Regions from separate parts of the Mus musculus genome. Here region 2 is linked to region 1. A link is a loop called in an ENCODE intact Hi-C map of the cell type or tissue named here. Cell type or tissue: gastrocnemius. All regions are shown on one strand.

The links. Hi-C counts contacts between places; a loop is a spot of excess contacts. Peaks named below come from ENCODE experiments on the same cell type or tissue, not always from the same donor. Only the 100,000 strongest peaks of a DNase experiment are listed, where the experiment ranks them.
Region 2: it touches region 1 in a loop (1.9-fold over the local background); 2 of 42 quality-filtered maps call a loop at or near these places.

The regions. Positions count from the first base shown.
Region 1 is chr6:33,123,338-33,131,337 of GRCm38, reverse strand. No RefSeq gene overlaps it. Among named protein-coding and RNA genes, the nearest start is that of Gm22321, 39 kb to the right of the region's middle. In gastrocnemius, a CTCF peak has its summit at 4,508; DNase peaks (open chromatin) are centred at 3,577 and 4,548.
Region 2 is chr6:32,698,677-32,706,676 of GRCm38, reverse strand. No RefSeq gene overlaps it. Among named protein-coding and RNA genes, the nearest start is that of Gm32007, 45 kb to the right of the region's middle. In gastrocnemius, no CTCF peak of the experiment used is centred here; DNase peaks (open chromatin) are centred at 2,944 and 4,096.

The sequences.
Region 1 (8,000 bases):
TTCCTTTCTCATTCTCTCACTTACTCATTCTCTTTCCCCCTCCCTCCTTCCCTCTCTGTCATTCTCTCCCTCTCATTCATTCTTTCCCTCCCTTCCTCTCTTTCCCTATTCTCCCCCTCCCCCAGGCTTTCTATAACTATTCTCTGCCCTTGCTTCACAGGGCCTAGGCTGCTAACTATCACTACCATGGGTACTTGGCTATCCCATCATGCTTTGCTGATTTATTTTAACACTTTCCATATATTTGTGAGCAGAACTTTCATTAAAGTCATTCCAGCTTCTCCACTTGCTCATGCCTTCTGTGTCAGCTCTGGTCCAGTTCAGGACCTCAGGGTCTTTGCGATGGTTATAATCTTTGTTATTGGATTTGGAATCACTGCTGAAACAACTTCTGCCTGAGTCTATGAGAGTGATTCAAGAAGATTTAATTGAAGAAAGAAGGCTTACTCTGAACATGGGTGGTACCATCAATGAACTGGGGTCCCAGACAAGATAAAAAGGAGAAATGAAGCCGAACACCAGTATTTAGCTCACTGCCTCTAGATGCAGTTTGACAGCTGCCTCACAATCCTGCCGTAACCTCTTGCTTGAAGTGATGGGCTGTACTTCCAAACTGTTCAAGTGTTTTATCTCAGTAAGAAAAGTAACTAAAACAACCTTTAAAATGTGGCAGCCAGCACTCACTTCCGCCTTTGCTCTGCCCCTACAGCTCTGAGTGCTCACTAACCTATAGGCTACCATGCTTGTGTAAGAGAGTCAAGAGAAGCTTGCCTCTCGGGGGCATTCTTGGAACCCTCACTAACTGCCCCAGTTCTGTGGACTTGGCGGGAGCAGACGGAGAGGGAGGGCTACTGATCTCTCAGTGCAGGCTAACGATGGCCACCATTTGCACTCTTTGCCAGGATCTTTGTGTGAAAAAGAGGAGTCTTGACCCAGACTTACCTCACCTCACTCTGAAAGAATTGCTAGCAATAGCAGAAATAAAAGTAAAGCTAAATATGCAATAACACCATTTTATAATCTCTTCTACCCATTATAGCAGTAATTCAATATCCACAGTGTTCCATGTTTCATAGTAAGCCCTCATTCCGTGTGTTCCTTTTGTAATTAAAAGGCTATAAAAGACAACATTTTAGTGTTATACATGCTTATTTTAGAAAAATCTGAAAAAATATTTTAAAAATTAAAGGAGAAAATGAAAAGGACCCACAATTCCGGAACAGCAAGAAGGCACGCTGCAAGAGCCAGAACATCCCCACTTTAAATAGCAGCTCCATCACTAAGAGTTCTAACCTTGCACCAGTCCCAACTAGAAAAAAAGGGATACCAATGCCCCTTCCCATCTGTGGCAAGACTTAGAGACAACATGCAAACCCTTCAGCACAATGCCTCATACAGGGAATGTGTGACCGAGACAGGCCTGGATCTGAGTCTCTGCTTTGTCAGTTGCAGGTTGGAAAAGACAGAAAAGTCCCTCCCTAACAAAACAGGGGCAGGAAGACACCAACCCTTTTCTAGGATGAGGCTGCTTAGGTGATGACAAAACAGCTCTTCATTACAATGAGAAGCACAAAACAGGCTCACACTTTGAAGCCATGGCCTTCGTCTTTCTTATTGTTTTATATCTGGGTCATCAACAGTGGCCATCTGAGGAAGGGAGTCAACACCAAGGTGACCCGATCTTCCGTGACCTGATCTTCCGTGGGAGATGTTTATGTAGTCAGTGAGACTGGAGGGATTAACTTTGTCTCATTCAGTGTCTCCAGGTGATGCCTTCAGAGAGGCATTTGTTTAGCTGAAATCTGTTAAAATATAGCAGCAGTAGCTCAGGGATTCCCAAAGTGCACGGGGCTGTGGCCCTTCCCAACCCTAGCACTCTGGGACTGAGAGATCTTGCTGCCAATAAACAGCAGTTATGAGCTTAAATTGAAAAAAAACACCCCCAATTTGGAAGAACTGAGAGAGTAAAGGGAAAATGTGGGTGCTCCTCAGACAGGAGAGGGATGCTGGGACAGACAGACATCCCTCTCTCCCTTCCTGAGTCGGACTTCCTTCTCTCCCTTCTCCTCGCCATCTATGAAAGTTTGTCAGCTTTTCATTTGTTTTATTTATGTTTGCTTGGTTAAGAAAATGACAAAAAAAATCATATCTTGTTCCTATGAACACTCTTCTAGGCACTTTAAAAATACTGTATTTGTTAAAACAAGCATGTCTGCAAGTACAATCATCAGGGTATGTGTGGGCCAATGTGCATCAGGCCTTCTGCAAAGGTTTATCTGAGCTTTTTATTCCCTCTCTATGTGCTCTGTAGTGTGTTCTATGGCAGTGTTTCTGTAACTAAATGTGTGTCACTTACTCATTGGCTATTTTAAGAAAACTGTAACACGTCATGACAGGTACACATCCTGGCCTGCCTGGACTGGCATTCTGACAGGAAGAGTCCAACAGTCAGTACTTTACATTATGATTATTCCAGGCTGCAGCATTCAGCATGAGTATTTCATCCGATGTTCTCTCTGGAAACAAGTTTCCATGGTGGGAGGGTGACAAAGGCCCAGTGGCTTGGTTCTGGGGTACCAGATTACCCACGGGTGTGACAGAAGACTCAGACAGGGAGCAGGGGACTCAAGGGCTCCTTTCTGTTCAGTCCTTCCCTGAAATGGTCATTGATGTGTGTGGGTCACACTTCTCTTCCCAAGTCACCACACTTCCCTGGGAGCTCCCACAGGGGCACACATGTACCCATACAATCTTAATGCATGGATCAGAGCATCGCTGAGCCCAAAGGCCATGCTGTTACGGGGCTTTCTTATCCCTTCATCTCCTGCAGAGGCTGTTTCAGCATGCCATGGGGTATCTGGGGATGATAAATTTTCTTAGGAAAATCATATTAAAGTTCAATTTGTTAAACCAGTCTCCTGATCTTATCAGTGGTGGGCAGTTGTTTTAGCACCAGAACCAGGAAGTGATAAATCCTTTAGGCTGAGTCTGCAGATGGTTATCCTTTCAGTGTGGATGAAATCAATGGGGAAGTCATCTAAGGGAATGTCCTCGAAGCTTATAGAACAGCAGCTAGGAATATTGCTTGATCAGATTGTAACCATGCATTATTTTCCCCTGGAGTGTGTGTGTGTGTGTGTGTGTGTGTGTGTGTGTGTGTGAATGATTTCAATAACAACGCTTTCAAGTTTCAGCTGGTTGGAACAGTCTTCTTCTGGCAGAATCAGCAGAAACACCTGTTACCCATAATCCTGTTCTCCACACACAAATTCAGATGGCTAACCATTGCCAAATGTTTCCTGAAGAATTCTAGAAACCAGGCTGGGAAGAGGGCGGTTTTATGCTACTGGCCGTGAACTCAGACCCACAAATCAAGTGCTTATCAGAGAGACTGGGGCACAGAGAGAGATACTCAAGCAGGCAGAGGGACACTACATGTAGGAAGAGCCTGTCTTCATGACACTTCATGGAGAGATGACTGTGAGGCTCAGCAGGTGAGTGCCTTTCTGGAAGCAAGTAGGGAGTACCCTTTGCTCCTCTTGCTTAGCCACCTATTCTGTGCTAAGAATGCTCTGTGTGCTGGGCACCATGCCCAGCAATGACAGTGAGATGCTTGGAGAAAGCATTCTTTGTTTGGAGAGCTCAAGATTTAGGTCAAGACCCAGCAATCTACCCTGATTATTCCTTTACATCCGAAACAGTTATTTAATCACTGAATTGATGCAAAAGAGTATTCTGTGGTCCGTGTAAATGGGATGAATTTCAGAGTCCAATCCATTGTTAAAGCCTTGGTGGAACACAGCCTTAATCATACATTTCTATATCACCCATGTTTACTACAGTATACCATAGACGAGTCATGGCTGCAAAGCCTGACTAGTGACTGTCTAGCTCAAAAAAGAACAAGTTGGCCAATGATGGTCTAAGGGTACAGACAGGGGGAGCTATTTAAAATGCTGGGCAGTAATAAGGCCAGCTCAGAGCATCCTCAATGTGGAGATGCAGACAACAGAGACATGAACCAGTCATTAGCAAATTTTACTGCTGTTACAAGGACATTGAATGAGCCATGGGGGGGGGGTGTCTCTTGAAAGCAATTGAAGGTGGGGCTGGTAGTGTCTAATATTCTGTATGACTCAACAGACCCATCAAATGAGTGAGAGATGTGGAGAAGCGAAGGAGAAGAGACTGGGTTAGGCTTGAATTGCATTAAAAACAAATCTGGAGATTAACTTGAATCCAGGGAGTGATTTGGTGGTGGTGGTGGTGGTGGGGGGGGAACGTATCTGGGAAACCAGGAATGGAAGGTAGGGAGGAAAACCAATAAATAGCTAAGGAATGTTTTGTTTTAATGACTGGAGACTGCTGTGGGTGGCTGGTCCTTACTCCTTGAGCTTCTCTGAGAAAGAGTGAAGCAAGTCTTGGGGGTTGCTCTCTGTTCCTGCTGAGGCCTTGACTCACTTATGAATGGCTGAGCTTATTACGGCCTCTGTATTTCCAGGTCTCACCTGCAGGCGGCTTCCGAGTCCCTTCTGAGGGATGTTGAACAGAAGCCAGAGAAGTGTGTAGGGAACTGTCCACCGCTGCTGTGCTGAAATCCTGGTCCTAGAGTGGTAGCGCGATGCCTGCTATCCTCTGCTGAAGAGCTGTCAAAGCAGCTGAGCTAGGACTGAGTTAAGTTTTGGCCCCAGGCTGTGATTCATTCTGCTGTACTGACTTCTCCTGCTGCTGGCTGCTCAGATTCCTGCCGGCTGAACGTCCCCTGGGGGATCCTTGTGTTTCGTGCTCTGGATGGAACACAGCCCTGTATTTGGAAAGCCTTGATACCAACTGGACTTAGCCTGCCTTGTCCTGGTTGACTTAGTAAACCATATATATCTTTTCAGACTAGAAAACGCTGCCCCTTTTAACTCATACATGTGTGATAATAATTACCTTGCTTCAAGCTTTTAAGAAAACATTGTGTAGATATGATGGAGTTACTATTCTTTCTGTCATTTCTTCTCTCTAATGCAAAAGACTTTCCAAGTGTTAAATCACTGCCATGACGTTGCTTGATTACCCACCCCCGAGGCCTTGGCTTGCTTACAATTGGTGAGTGTACACTTAGTGCTGCTTGGCAGGTAGAACGTGTCTCCTTGGACTCTATGGACTGAATTGGGTTCAGGATCTATGGCATCTTCCCACATCTTTGCTGGTCAGTCCATGACCAGGAATTTTTCCTTGAAAATGAAAATTGAATGAGGAAAGGAGCATGAAGAGAAGAAGACGTGGTGGACAGGAAAAGAGGAGAGGGATAGAAACAGAAGTAAGCGATGGAGAGAGGAAGAGGAGAGGACCGGAGGAGGAGTAAAGAAGAAATAGAGGAAAAGGGATGCAGGGGGAGGAGGGGAAGATGATGGGAGGAAGGGGAAGAGGATAAGAACAGAAAAATATGAGAAATAAAGAAAGACGTGGAGAGGGATGAGAAGGCAGAGGACAAGAGATAGCAGTGGCAGTGTGGGACACTTCTGAGCCAGCCACATTGTTTCAAGACAGAGAAAGTTATTAACGTGCTTGTGTGGCAGATGGTAAGAATCTTCACGTTATACTCTCGTCTCTTTCCTGGGACCCTTAGAAAGGCCCTTATCATAGTTCCAAGTCGACAACTCTGATTGTATTTGGTACTTATGCAACATCTGGAGAGAAAATAAGATTCTACTGCTTTTAAATATATGCCATATATCTCACCCTGAGAGAAAACCGTTTTAATTGCAGGGAGAAATAAACATGGAAAGGAGGAAAAGAAGGGTATACTGGCTGGTTTTGTGTGTCAACTTGGCACAGCTGGAGTTATCACAGAGAAAGGAGCTTCAGTTGAGGAAATGCCTCCATGAGATCCAACTGTAAGGCATTTTCTCAATTAGTGATCAAGGGGGAAAGGCCCGTTGTGGGTGGGACCATCTCTGGGCTGGTAGTCTTGGTTCTATAAGAGAGCAGGCTGAGCAAGCCAGGGGAAGCAAGCCAGTAAAGAACATCCCTCCATGGCCTCTGCATCAGCTCCTGCTCCCTGACCTACTTGAGTTCCAGTCCTGACTTCTTTCAGTGATGAACAGCAATGTGGAAATGTAAGCTGAATAAACCCTTTCCTCTCCAATTTGCCTCTTGGTCATGATGTTTGTGCAGGAATAGAAACCCTGACTAAGACAAATGGGGAAGAGAGAAGAGCAGTGAGCCATCTCAGGATGCTGTCCATACCCTGGGCCATCAAAGGTGAAGCAAATGCAGAGAGAAGTAAGAGCATCAGGGAACCACCGACATCCGGAATTCACTGCCCATCACTCGCTTTGTTTAGGCGAGGTGAATATGTCATGGGAAGATTATTTTGCTCAAATACATCCTCACAGCAGCAGAGTGATAGATAAGTCAGATATTGGCCATTCTGCTTCTGAGGGATCAGGAGTGAGGTCCTTGTTGTACCCTGTCGGGAAGCTGGAGTGCATCCCTGAGTAGTGCAGCTTCTGCCTTGCCTTTTGCCACTCCATCCCTCTACCTCCAACGCCATCACTTTCTTTATGGAAATTATGGGTGTTTGTGCCAATTTTCTGCCATTTGGAGAAAAGATTTTTTTTTAAAAAACAACCAAAACCCTCCAGTTTTGTAACAAGCCCCTTCATTTTCCTGCTTGTACTAGACATTGAAGGGCAGGTGAATTTGCTTTTCTTAGAGAAAAGCATAGATCCAAGGCAGCAGTTAAACCCGCAGTTGCAGATCTGACACTTGAAAGACTTCCCCGTCATTGCTGTGTTTGGAATCTGCAGTAAGCGATATGTCTTGTGTGCCAAGTGCTGCATCTTTCTTACACGATCTCCAGTTCTGAAAATCTGACAATCTAAAAAAGAGTGCCCCCCCACCCCCATCACACAAGCCAGTTTGATATCCCTATTTGTCCCCAACAGATAAAAAGGCTCTAAGGCAGACAGATGTCAAGGGGCTTTTCTTGGGTTCTTATTAAAATCAACAGAAGAATCAGTGTTTGGGGGTGAGACTGCAAGCTTCTTTCTTACTTACTTGTGAATTAACTAAACTATACTTTCTTAAGCACATGGAATTTAAAAATATTTCAAGATATCATTAATTTCAGCTTCTCTTTCCCTTCAGAAAGGAAGCCTGTCTGTAACTTGCACTATAATTGGGGAGGGGGAGAGTTAATGCAAGGACTGATCAACCCCATCCTACCTGAGAAGATTTGACGACATCAGAAAGCTGGAGGGTCCCAAGCTATAACGTGGTGGTAACAGATGTGAAGGTGTCTTCATTCTTCCTCCAGGTGCTTCAGGCCTGTGCTTTGTCAGCTACAGATAAGAGTGCTAACTGTCAAAATGACCTGACTTAGAAACAAAGCCAAACTACATTTTCAAATTTCAGTGAAGACTCATACTATATGTAAATAAATTCAAAGTTAACAAAAAGGATTGAAAGGAGCTTGAATTCGCTGGAGCACACTTATCAAAAAAAAAAAAAGATGTATTTGATGGTGGAGTTTGATTGGATTAGAAAGTGTCTAGGGTATTAATGAAACACACCTTTGGGTGAATCTGATTATTTCTAATTAGACAGGATGAACTGAGGGCAAAAGACCTGAATGTTGGTAACCCCAAGTCTTGGACTGAATGAAAAAGGAGGAAGGAAAAAGTTAGATCTATTTTTTTTTTCTTAGTAGGATCATGGATCAAGCTGAAAGCTGCTCCCACTGCCATATCTTCTCTATCATAGGGGACTGTATTCCTCTGGACTTACAACCCTTACTTCCTCTGGTTGTTTTTTGTCAGCTATTTGGCCACAGTGATGGTGTGTCAGGCATCAATACAGAAGGTGGGGTGATATCATCCACCCAGCACACCCTTTGGAGTATACCCTGATGGTGTGTGATCAGCAGCTTAGCCATGAAAGTCAATTTCTCTGCCTCCCAATACCACACTCACCAGCCTAAAATCTGGAGTTTGAGGACCATGGCAGGT
Region 2 (8,000 bases), 420 kb after region 1:
CTTCTCAGTCCAGGAGCATTTAGAACTAATTGAATCACCAGCTCAGCTAATGCAGCCTCCATTAAGACCACAATGTCCCTAGGGAGAAGCCATTGAAGATAAGTAGAAAGAGCCACACCCAACTCCAGGATCACCCCAGCCCCCCACTGCCTTAGTCATCTTAGTGCCCCATGGACCTGCCTGTCTGACCCCTTAGATGTGTGGTGGGAGGGGCTGAGAGCAGGAATAATTTATGTACTCCATTTATTTCCTTATCCCAAGGAAAAAAATGTAATCTTAGTAGAATTGATAGATATACATTCCTAATAGGTGATGTGTTTCTCTTCTTGGTTTTTCTCTTGAAATAAACTCTTTCTCTTTTGGGGAAATTGAATCACAAAGTAAATAGCTGACTGCCCAAAGGTCGGGGGCAGGGGTGGGGGGAGCTGGAAAGGTAGCAATAAAAACTTGGTGCTCTGACTTGTTAACACTCAGACAACAGCAACTTTTATCTGAGGTAGGATGTTGGTTGGGTTTACTTACTGAATTATGCTAGCCGTTGGGTGGGGTTAGGAGATGGGGTTAGAGATGGGGTGAGGGGTTAGGAGAGGGAAGCAATCACAGCAAGACAGGCAGTCCAGGTTCTGGGAGTTGTGGGTCTGATGGCCAGGGTTAGTGTGGGAATGCTAAACTCCTATGTGTAAACGAAGAGAGGGAACTGGTTAACTTGGGTCAAGTGTGCTTTATCTCCCACCAGTGTGTTGGTGTACATGCTGTAGTTCTGTAAAGGCTGAACACTTACCAAGTCCTTCCAGAGCTCTCTTTCCATGCTCAAGTCACCATGACTATATCACCATATACACACTGCACACGGCAGGGCTCCCAGGGCTCCTCTCCCATCCCCCACGCAGCTCTGTGCCAGGGATGAAAGCGTGTCTGATTTGTAAGTTGGCCTTTCAGTTTCACCTGGTCTGTCTGCGCTCCATCTCCACTGTCTGGATTTCCTGGGTGATGATAGAGCAGGCAGCCATCAGCCAAGTCAGTCCAGCGCTGCTGAGGGCCCTGGTGATTAACGGTCAGTGTTTAGGTCAGCGATGAATTCTTTCAGAGAGGTTTGAGCTTTCCCTTTTAAAAAGAGAACAACACATTTGCATGTTGCATCACAGTATCTTTTTCTGAGAAAGATTGAACAAGACAAAAAAAAAGCACACAAAAATAAAAATATTATTTGCCACCACCCAGGAACAAATACTGCAAGTGTTTCTTGCCAACTTTTTAACTAAAATGTGAAACACACACACACACACACACACACACAATACATGTATTTATATTCACACATATATCTACATAAGAGTACAGTCTCCATGATCCAAAGTGTACCCTCTTATCCAGAGTGGCTTTATTTTGGCTATATACCTATATATCTATTGTTTCACCAATAGAAGGGCAGTCTCAGAGATTAGAGTGGAGTTGAAAAATCAACTAGTGATGTCTCGGGTGTTCTTCATTGTGTAAGGACACTCTGTGACACCCACACAACACTGAAATTATCAAAGACACACTCATTAGAACATGTCCCTGAGTTTATTAAATGATGACAATGGTGTCTGTGTGTGGACTCCTTGCTACTGGAGCAAATCTAATCCTAAACCCCGAATCCCAGTGCTCCCAAGGCCTGGACTTTCTGTGTATCATATCAGTATTCAGAAAGTTCAGATCTGGGGGCTTTTAGATTGTGAAAACCCAACTGATATATTATATATGCAGTATGTGTGTGTGTGTGTGTGTGTGTGTGTGTGTGTGTGTGTGTGTGTGTAGGGGGTGTGTAGGGTGTGTGTGTAGGGTGTATGTTGACAAAAATGAAAATGAGGTGAAACTTTGAGTGTAGCCATTTTCAAAGAGAACAATACAAGGGGGAAGAACGAGAAAGGGACTCAGTTCAGTTTTCTTGTGGTCACAGGGAGAGGTTTTTCTTGAGTCAGATGACATTCCAGGTCTCAGACATGCTTTGGGAGGTGTGAGGGTTGTGGGGGTGGGATGCCAGCAACCTCAGTGAACATGGGCAGATTTTGGGCATCCCTGATGGACCTACTATCCCCTAGTTATGCAGACACATGACCTCATTGTCCACATCTGTAAAATGGGGCTAACAATGACATACCTAGAATGTTTATAGGCAGAGCCTCAGTCAAGGAGCAAGGGCAGGTATTTATTTGGAAGGTAGCCCAGGAGGTGAGGGGATGGGTCAGAAAAGCAGGTCCAAGCAAGGAGGAGGCATAGTATTCCTGGCATCTGCAGCCCGTGGTTGGGCCAAAGGCTCGAGCCATTGATTTGTGGCTAGAGTAGGACTTCTCTTAGGCTTAATTTGTAAGAAGTTTGTAAAATGGGCACAGATTCAGAATCAGCTCCAACAGAACCAGTGAGGTGAAGCTAGCAACTTAGCCCACCGAATGAACGCATGGAGGCCATCTTCCCTCAATCTTGCAATCGTTGACTTCTCGTTGGTGGCTTAGAATTGGCAGTGGGAATATTTACATCAGGTGCATGGGTGATTACCCCAAGTTGGATACTTGGAGATTTGGGGATTAACCGTTTGTCAGCTGCCCTCGAGAAATCATGCTGGGAATGGTGATCTGTCCTTCATATGGGCTCCTGTTTGGGGGTTGGTCAGTGCTGGGCCCACCAGGAGGCACATCATAGTCTAGCTAGACCAAGCCTTCTAAGGGGTTGATATCTCTCTCTCTCTCTCTCTCTCTCTCTCTCTCTCTCTCTCTCTCTCTCTCTCTCCTTTAATGTATGACCCCCTCCCCCACCCCAATCACTTAACTGCCTTTTACAGATATGGGCCAAAGTGTCCCCTTGGTCTCTTGCTCCTTCCCCATTTCTCCATGCCCACCCACCAGGAGCTGCCTGCCACTAAATTGCCATGCCAGCAATTTTCTCAGCCGCTTAAAAGGCCATCAAGACAGCATCAAACTGCCTGTACATGCTAAACCCAAATGGCTATGGAGCAGAGCCCAGAGAAGGATGCTAAATTGGATTCTATCAAATCAACATCAGCTGCGTGCAAGCCGCCGATAATGAAAGGCTCCTAACGATGGCGTTCATCTCTCTAAAGAGATGACGAGGAGCTGAGAATGGATGGCTGTTGGCTCTTGCTGAAGAGAGGTGGAGGCACCCAGGATGGGCCCTGTGATCGATGGCCTTTGGTGGTTACCAGCAGGAGGGAAGTCTGTAGCACAGGAGGAGGATCGTTCTCCATTCTCAGAATGGGGACAGATGTAGGAAAGGTATTGGAAATCCTCTGCACATTTCACACACACAACGCACCCCTCTCCCATCATGCCCTGCTCCCACTGGCCCTTTACTTATCCTCAGGCCTTCGATGGTGACTACAGTCAGGAGGAGAATAAAATGAATAGTCTAGGGTCTAGTTTGGGGTCTTTCATTTTCCACTTGAATCTCCAGCTTTGTTCTGGATTATATCTTCTTGACCTGTGTGTTCGTCTCCTATAGCTGCTGTAGAAAATGGCCACATACTCCTGGCTCAAAACAACATAGATTTATTAGCATATAGTTCTTAAGTGAGAGGCCTCATGAGTCCCGCCATGTACTGAATAGCATGTGGATAGGGCTGTGCTCATCTCTGAGGCCTCCAGGAAGGGTGGCTTTTTTGTTTTTATTTTCTAGCTCCCAGAGATCACCATCATTGACTCATGGCCCCTCCTCCATTTTCATTGTAAACATGACATCATGTCCTCCCTCCCTTCTATGGTCACTTCTCCATAATCTAGCTAGGAACGGTTTTAAGGCCTCTGATGATGAGGATGGATCAACTCGGACAATCAAAGGTCATTCTCTATGTCAATGGCCTTGTCTTCGACAGTATTGGCCACTTCACTTTGTGATATTAGGGGACACCTATGTGTGGGCATGTTTCAGGAAAGCTCTTGATTTTTTTTTCCTGTGTAGTGTGCTGAAGCTTTTTTGTTCACATGTTCACATTCCCTTCTTTTGGCTGAAGCGCCTGGTGATCAGGCAGTAGCCAGATGGGACCAGCATTCCCAGCCTGAGCTGCCATGGCCACAGCCAGGCAGCACCGAGGAAGTGGCATATGTGGTTATCGCTGCCAAGGTCTGTGCCAGCTGGAATGTGGAGTGAGAGGCCTGCTGGATGGGGCTGTCTTGAGTCTCCTTCCTGACAGTAGGGAAGCCAGTGATGGTGCTATTCAGTCGATGACGCTTCATGCTTTCAAAGTCACATCGACGAGGGGGCGTGTGCGGCTTGGTGGACCCATGCTGTAGACGCTGGCTAAGTCAGGATTAGTCAAGGACTGCCTTGTTACTGGTGGTTTCACAGCCAGATCTGGAACTCTGAATTTCTACCAGTGCTTTGCTCGTCTGCAGGAAGCATCTTGAGATGGTGTAAATGGCTTAGCTTGGTAGAGGGCTCAGCAAGATAGCACAGCATCTGTGCAGACAGCAGACAGACAGCAGGAAGCCGCACGTGCCTGGGTGTCTTAGTCAGGGTTTCTATTGCTGCAATAAAACACCATGACCAAAAAGCAAGTTGGGGAGGAAAGGGTTTATTCAGCTTACACTTCCACATTGCTGTTCATCTCCAAGGGAAGTCAGGACAGCAACTCAAGCGGGGCAGGAACCTAGAAGTAGGAACTGATGCTGAGGCCATGGAGGGATGCTACTTACTGGCTTGCTTTTCCTGGCTTGCTCAGTCTGCTTTCTTATAGAACCCAGGACACTAGCACAGAGCTGGCATCACCCACAATGGTCTGTGCCCTCCCTCACTGATCATTAATTGAAAAAAATCCTTGCAGCTATATCTCATGGAGGCATATTCTTAATTGAGGCTCCTTCCCCTCTGGTGACTCTTGCTTGCATCAAGTTAACATAAAACCAGCCAGTACATTGGACTTCTTGTCACAGGTAGTACTCTGTGCTCCAGGCTTCTCACCTGCTTGTGCAAGGTAAGATTTCTGTATACCACCAGTCACACAGTACTGTGTCTGGCAGGGTCTTGCAATGTAGTGACTGGTGAGTTTGTAGGACATCAAGAAGCCTACTTCCTACGAGTGTCCAAGGTCTCAGGCTCACCTTTGCTATTTTCTGACCAAGTCAACTCTTGACCGGTGTTAAAGGTGCTCTCCCTCCTGCAACTGGCAGGGTGAACCTTTGTGAGCAAGTCCAGGCTTGCTACTGAGAATCTTCAGAACTGCCTCACAGTAATCAGGCTAATGCTTGTGAATATGCGGCTACACTGGATCACAGGAATAAAAGCCATTGTCCCGGGGACTCCTCCAGTGAGTGAATGAGACCCCCCTCTAGTTCTCCTTTTGCAGGTGTTATTTCATAGGTGCATCTGATCACTGGCAAGTATTTCTAAGCACACATGATGTACTCACAGGGAACACTTAGAGCCTGCCATCTGACTAGCTTGTGTCCAAACTCCCACCTCTCCTACATTCTGCCCACAGGCAGCAATTCCTAATCACTAATTGGCCCCAGGAGCTGTGGGGAGTATGTGGAGAGAAATTGGCAGTGGAGTCTCTAGCAGAGGGGGTTTTGGGCAATTTACTCTATTTGTTTGAGTCCTAAGCTCTTCGTTTATAAAGAGGGGTGATGGTCATTGCAAGTTCTTATCAAGAGTCTGTTTCTGTATCAGGTCTAGAAGGTAGGGTCACAGAGCTCTCAGGCGTGGTTTGCACAACAGCATCACAGGGGTTAATTGTACATGTTGGCTCTGCCAGCTCTCACATGTGTTTGGTCACACATCAGTCTAGGTTTTGCTGTGCCAGTCCTTTTTAAAAAGACCTGATGGGCACATCAGAAAGCATGGCATAAAGGAGCTTACCATTCACTGTGATTGACAGCAAGGGGTGGCTGAACCCCACCAATTGAAGGGCCCCCAATAGGAGATGATTCTCTAAACTGCCCTTGGACTCGAATCTGCAACATGAACTCCTGGAGTTTTTTATCCTGACACACAAATGTACAACCTGCAGCCCTTATAATCATGCAAGTCAGTTCCGAAAAGCAGCCTCCCCCTCTCTCTATCCTTATCTCTAATATGGACATTATACAGCAGGGATATGATCATGCCAGTGACATAGATGGGAAAGTGAGAGAAACTGCCACCACAATCAGAAGCAAATATGTCCATTCATCTATATGCCCTACATTTCCCAGACCTCTGTGCATTGAGGTTGGTCATCTGACAGGACCATGGGCATAGGGACACATTAGAAGTGTGTCTGCCTTGGGACTGCCCACTCTCTTTGTGTTTCCACCGAGTGGGTAAGTAGACCTGGAGGAGGTGTCTGAGAAGAAGCCTTTAAATATCAGGAGCCTTGGTTCCCAAACTGTTCTACGGAAGGCCAGCTCCACGGAAGTAGGCTGTATGTACACAAGAAATACATCCTTATGGTAGGAAGTCGATTAGACTTTGAAGTAGTTGGTAGCAAATGGTATACATTGACAAACCATAGTCTAAAGTATCCCAGCCAGCAATGGGCAATTGGGAGTCCAACTCCAGAAATCTGGCTTGTTCCTTATAAGTTTCTCTACCAGGCAGCTTACTGGGCTGGTGTACTGGGCCTCAGTGAGACAGTGGATCACAGACTTGGCCCTTGGAAGCTTCCCCAGGGATGATAGTTACTTGTCTAGCAAAGGTTTTATTTCAGACAATGACTCAACAGTGACTCATAATACTGTTGTGAGCAAAATGGAATATCACAGATCAGCCGATGGGTTCCTTACTGGTTGCAAATCATCCCCAAGATATGTTGATTAATGAGTGGATGTCAACTAGAATGTCCCTTGTGCTAGGTCATAAAAAGCTTGCCTGTTCCCCCAAAGATCCATATGACATGTCTGTTTTCTTTGACTTTTTTATCCTGATACATGAAGGCATAAGAGGAGTGCTTAGCCAAGTGATAGATGAAGCAACGCTAGATAGGCGAGCTAATATGCTAGATGACAGAATGAACATTCAAAAAAGGTCTGGGCAGGCCAGAACAATGGGCTGAAACTAACAAGATAAAATGTAAGAGGTATAAATCAAAGCCCTGCCTTCAGTTTAAAAATTGAGTAAAGACTGGGTATGGGCTGTTCCGTACAATAGCAGCCCATGTATGAAAGAGTCCTGGGACTCTTGTTGTCTATTAGATGGATGTGAACCAGGAGAATGGCAGCCTTTTTAAAAATGATGAGCACTGGAGGCTGCATTCACGGAGTCATTGTGCCCAGACCCCAGTCTTGCATGGGAATGTATACTGATTGCTCAGTATGTGATGGGCATTGTGCTGGCTTCTGGAATAGACCAGTGAATGGCACACATCAGCCCTGCCCTCAGAAAACTGATGTTTTTCTTTTTAGTGATAGAGTTATTCTTTGAGCTGCAAGTAGGTCATAAGATCTCACAATCATGTGATGTGAGGAATGGTCTGGAAAACCAGGAATGAGAGAGATTTAGGGACACTTTAGAAATACAAAGAATCGCATCTTCTTACAAGCGTTACATACATTGAAGAGGGAGAGAGAACAGTAGTTAAGAAAATAGGGTGGGCCTAGGGGGTTGGGACTATCTTCTTGTTCTTTCCATTCATCTCCTCCAACAATTCCAAAGGTAGATATTATTTTTCCATTTCAGACATGAGCAAACAAAGGCTAGAGGCTAAGCCAGTTTGGATATGCTTTCAGAGCAGACAAGTGTCTAAGACAGGATCTAATGGCATCTCCGCTCATCCAGAGCTCCTTGTTCTTTTCTGTTTATCACCTGACTCAGCTCCCACCTGTGATGGAGGAAGACATTTCTAACATCTGCAGTGCTATGCTTCCTTCCTTGGGGATGTTCTCTGCAGAAGCTGTGAGTCTCCTGGGACCTCCCACAAAGGGTTTCTCCACTGATGCCTAGGGGGTAGTGGCAATGGAGGAGGCAGACTTGTGGATCATGACCTAGATGCTCCTTTAACAGAGAAGCTACCTCTAGCAGCTACACATCAC